Regions from separate parts of the Homo sapiens genome. Here region 1 is linked to region 2. A link is an interaction called in ENCODE POLR2A ChIA-PET data of the cell type or tissue named here. Cell type or tissue: endothelial cell of umbilical vein. All regions are shown on one strand.

The links. ChIA-PET counts read pairs that join two places held together with the same protein. Peaks named below come from ENCODE experiments on the same cell type or tissue, not always from the same donor. Only the 100,000 strongest peaks of a DNase experiment are listed, where the experiment ranks them.
Region 1: POLR2A ChIA-PET joins it to region 2 with 6 read pairs; 3 of 35 experiments call an interaction of 5 or more read pairs at or near these places.

Annotation. Positions count from the first base shown.
Region 1 is chr16:13,935,524-13,938,023 of GRCh38, reverse strand. It overlaps ERCC4 (ERCC excision repair 4, endonuclease catalytic subunit), which reads right to left. Exons shown (of 11, transcript NM_005236.3): 8 at 2,281-2,500; 9 at 166-258. Among named protein-coding and RNA genes, the nearest start is that of ERCC4, 17 kb to the right of the region's middle. In endothelial cell of umbilical vein, a CTCF peak has its summit at 2,418; no DNase peak of the experiment used is centred here.
Region 2 is chr16:14,548,258-14,550,757 of GRCh38, reverse strand. All of the region lies in intron 21 of PARN (poly(A)-specific ribonuclease), which reads left to right. It overlaps LOC107984865 (a long non-coding RNA gene), which reads left to right. Exons shown (of 2, transcript XR_001752089.3): 1 at 1-2,500. Among named protein-coding and RNA genes, the nearest start is that of PARN, 81 kb to the left of the region's middle. In endothelial cell of umbilical vein, no CTCF peak of the experiment used is centred here; a DNase peak (open chromatin) is centred at 1,317; H3K27ac peaks cover 296 bases.

The sequences.
Region 1 (2,500 bases), 610 kb after region 2:
GCTGAGATCTACACTGGAGGACAATTCAGACCACAGGTTTATCTCAATGTGATCCTCTCCAACGTCTTCCTTGCCCTATCCTTCCTGAGCAGGACTATCTGATATTCCCCCATCCAGAGGTTTCCAATGTAGTTGGGGCTTTCATACTGATTTTCTATGTATTACCTTATGAGTTTTTCAAAAGCTTCCTTTTCTTTCCGCAAAGCAGTGAGATAGCGTTGTTCCTCAGTTGAACCTCCGTATATAAGAAAGTAAACCCTGCATGTTAAGACAGAACTTTTAGGTTGGAAAAACAGCATTTTTAATCCCTGAAAGGAACAGCAGAACATGTGAAATCAGCAACCTAGAGCGCTCAAATAACAAATATTTGACTAAGAATCAAAGGTTTCATTTATCACACACTAGCTCAAATTAAGCTGCCTAAACCCCACCTGTTAAAGGTCTCGTTACCACACAGGGCATTTTTTATTTTCTTTTGCCAAAAGGAAGAAACGAGTTTAGGTAAACACTGAAATATAACTAGAGGGATAGAATAATTCTCTCCTCATAACTATAAACAAACAGAAAAACACACAAATTTTAGAGGCTTCTCCAATTCTTTCTTTGTACCTCAGCCAAACAATCATTTAAAAAGTTGGACAGTAGTTATGAAAACCAGCCTATGAACGTTTTTTTTAATTCATGTCTTAACAGAATACAGCGGTCACACATTTTATATAAATACATGGGCATGGAAGACGTATGGATTACATCAGGCATCTCAAAGAATAATTTGATCTACTTTCTCTTAGAAAAGTCCTGGTTTTTAGGCTGGGCACGGTGGCTCACACCTGTAATCCCAGCACTTTGGGGGGCTGAGGTGGGAGGATCATTTGAGCTCAGAAGATCAGCCTGGGTAATATACTGAGACCCCATCTCTACAAAAAAAAAAAAAAAATTAGTTGAGCATGGTGGCACATGCCTGTAGTCCCAGCCACTTGGGGCTGATGTGGGAGAATCACGTGAGTCAGGGAAAGGGGGAGGTGTTGAGGCTGCAGTGAGCCATGATTGCAACACTGCACTCCAGTCTGGGCATCTGGGCAAGACACTGCCTCAAAGAAAAAAAAAAAAAGGAAAAAAAAAAAAGGCCTGCTTTTCCATCTTGTTTGTTGCTAAGAGAGCTGAATTAAGCACCTCCTCTGTCCCTTTGCTTCACCTTCAGTCAAAGCTATTTTCCTTTTTGAGCCTTGGTTTTTCTTTTAGCTGTTATCTTCCTAGATGATAATTCTTTGAAGTGTAAACAGAGAAAAGATCATTGGGTGATGAGTCAAGAGACTCAGCTCTCCCACGGATGTGTCATGTGGCCAAGGCCAACTCAGTCACCATTTCTGGGCCTCAGTTTCCCGTTGATAGAGTAAGTGGTTGAACTCCCAGGTCCCTTCTGATTCTAACATTTTGCTCCCAAATACCACACTATTCTGTTCTCAGGCAAGAAAGAAGCTTGGTGTACATAAGCTATCTACAAAGTTGATCAACAGCACGGTACAAAAAATTTACCAGCCTATAATTATTTTACCAGCCTCATCTAATCTCTTCATCCTGCATTATTTCTGATCCAGCTCCTCCATTCATCTCTACTCTGAAAGGCTGTGTTAGTTAAAATGCTAGGGGAAGGTTTCTTTTGGCTCCGTTTTTGGTTCAGACTGAGTTCAGGATATTAATTTTGCTGTTTATTTCCCCTCAGATAATTGGAAAGCCAGAACACTATCTTCTTTGGGAGGCATCATTTTCTCATCTGATATTTCTGTAGATGTTTCATCTGATATATCTTGAAACTCAAGAAAACCTGGTACAGTAATTCCCCCAACACTTTAGTTTTATATGGATGTAATTTAGAGTCATTTCTTAAAATTTATAGGAAAGATATTTTAGAAGATTAAAATTACTTAGCCGAGTCACAGTTATATTAACTTTTGTTAGAAATTAGAATATTATGCATTTCCCAGACTTTTTCAGATACAGTACCCCATACGATGCAAACCAATACCCAAAGAATAAAGGAGAGAACGCACAGCAGCACGTAACGAGAACAAGAGCAGTCCCCTTGGTTTGTTGTTCTGCTGTGATACTTGACATCCTTCCTATCCAACTTCCCAGATTCATCAGGAAGCAAAATAAGGTTTCATAAACATAAGCAGCATCGTAACGGATATTAAAGAAAACTAACATGCAACTGGTATAGTTTCTGGGTTAAATCCTAAAGAACTGTGCAACTGAAAGCTGTGATTCTTTATAACTTGCCTCAGAGGTTTCCCAGGCCTACTCGCCCTGTAAATTTCAAGCTGCCGAACAAAGGTTAGCTCTGCGTCATAAAGAACCACGTATCTTGGCTCCACTTCATGTAGTACCCTTGTCAGAGCATAGGGGTCGCTGCAACCCAGAAGCGGATGGATGATAGTGAGGGGTTCTTTCAGGATTCCGAAAGCAGCATCCGATGACAAATTTACATCAAATTCTTCAT
Region 2 (2,500 bases):
TTAAGTGATGTGTTTGTTTTTTACTTTAACAAAATGCCGCACAGTAAAACTATAATTCTGATAGTAGAACTGGTGAGTAATTATATATGAAAATTTCTGCAAATATACAAATTCAGATCACAGTATTTTGGCATTTTTCTTTCATTATCTGACTGTTGCAGGAATCCAGGCCATGCTGTAGAGGGGAAAAGCTTAGGCTTTTGGAATCATACTGCAGCATCACTTAACAGTTGTGTGACTTTGGGTGCCTTATTTAACCTTGATGAACTTCTGCTTATCTCTGTAAACTGCGCATAATAGTATGGACTTTAGTGTTATTGTAAGGATTCCATGAGATTAAGTAAATGAACCTTGGCATGGCTTTGAGCTTTTACTGTGGTTCTTTAATAGCAGATTTCAGGGTGGAATGTACTCAGGAGCATCAGACACCAGGGATAGTGGTGGATGCAGGGTGTGATTGATGTTGCTTGTTAAATATTTTAATTTTTGCATAGAGATTTTTTCTGTGATCCATTTCCCCACTATCCTTAGAAAGATGGTTTAGAGAGAATCCAGAGGGATTGAATTATTAGAAAGCTCAAGATAACTTTAGGTGGGGGTGGGGACCTTGAGGTTACAGTTACAGTGAGGCTTCAGTGTGGCTGCAAGAAGACTGAGTTCAAAGTCCTGACCTGCAGTCTAATTCAGCTTCCTCTGCTCACTGTACACTCTTCAGCTCCTTTGCTAGCCACACTCGGTGACATTGAAGCTGTGCAGCCCGATAAAAGGAGTTTTCACAGACTGACACGGGGACTAACTTTGGCTCCACCACTTGTCAGCCATGTGTCTTTGGGCAGGTTATGTAAACCTTCCGAGCCACAGGTTCCGTGTTTGTTTAAGAGGGAGATAATAGTTACTTGGCATGATTGTTGTGAGGATGAAATGAGATCATGGATATTAAGTTGCCAGCAAAGAGCCCCATACTACACAATCAGTGCTTGACCCGTGGTAGGTAATTATTAAAATAGCTGCTTGGCCTCCCTTGCTGTGAACAGTGTGTAAGAGTGCTTTGAAATCTGTAAAACATGAGTTAGTAGCATTTATTTGAAAATACAAGCATGATTCCTTGCTTGTGTGTATGGGATGTCAAAGTTTCTTTTAAAATTCCTGTTATACCACCATATCTGATGTCAAATAACAGTTGCTCTCTTCTTTACTACTGGACAATTCTTAAAACAGTAGCTTTTAAGCTAAGTATTTTATTCCGTGGTAACTCTAATCAGGGAGCTACATTTCAGAATCATGTGTAGCCATAGAAGCACTCTATTGTCTGATTGCTCATTGCATTGGTTTCCTGAGGGCAGTGTTGGGTCCCTCTTGTTTGGCCCTGAGTCCTCTCTCATACCTGACACACACTGCAGCATGAGGAAATAAATGTGTGTTTGAATAGGGAATATGGGGAATAGGCCAAGATGAAATTGTGATATTTTACCTTTTTTCCTCCTAGGTTAAGTAGATCACTGTTCTCTTGATATATGCAGCTTTGCTAGTAAAGTTTAATTTTCCGGTATAGTCTCTTTTCTTATGCAAAAGACAACTCTTAACAAAATACTTGGCAATTTGAGCATGCTGTGCCTCTGACAACATTTCCTTTGCCAGAAGAAGCCATCTTTTATGCAGTCATCACCTCCCACCAGAACCTGACTATGCCCTCCTTCCTGCCTTATCTCAGCTTCAACATCAGTTTCTCCAATGTTTCCTTCCCCTCCCCTCCCCACCTTCCCCCCTCTCCCTTCCCCTCTTCTTCCCTCCCCTCTTCCTTTTCTGAGACAGGGTCATTTCTTTTGCCCAGGCGAGAGTGGGGTGGCACAAACTCGACTCACTGCAGCCTCCACCTCCTGGGTTCAGGCAATTCTTGTGACTCAGCCTCCCAAATAGCTGAGATTACAAGCATGCACCACCACACTGGCTAATTTTTGTATTTTTTGTAGAGACAGGGTTTTGCTATGTTGGCCAGGCCGATTTCGAACCCCTGGCCTCAAGTGATCCGCCTATCTCAGCCTCCCAAAGTTCTGGGATTATAGGCATGAGCCACTGCACCCGGCCTCTGATGTTTTCTCTGGCTCTCTTTGTAGGGTATTGAACCTCATTCTCTGTGCTTTCATAGCATCTTGTATACCTTATTATATTGTTTTCACAGATAGACTGTAAACTCTTTGAGAGTAGGGACCATGTCTCAGTCACCATTGCGTTTTTAGTGCGTAAAGTGGTAGTGTCTGACATTAGTAAGTAAATGTTGAATATTTATTGAATTGCATAAATGATATTCATAGTATTGTGACTTGGAAATGCCTTTTTGCATGTGATGGATGTAACTAATGTCTCTGCTCTTTAGCTGTGATTTCTAAAATTATGCAGATGTTTCACTGAAAGACGGTGTGAAATTTGTTCTTTATAATGGTGATTCTAATGATAAGAAGGACCCAGGGTATCTGATGTGCTGCAAATCCTATTAATTTTT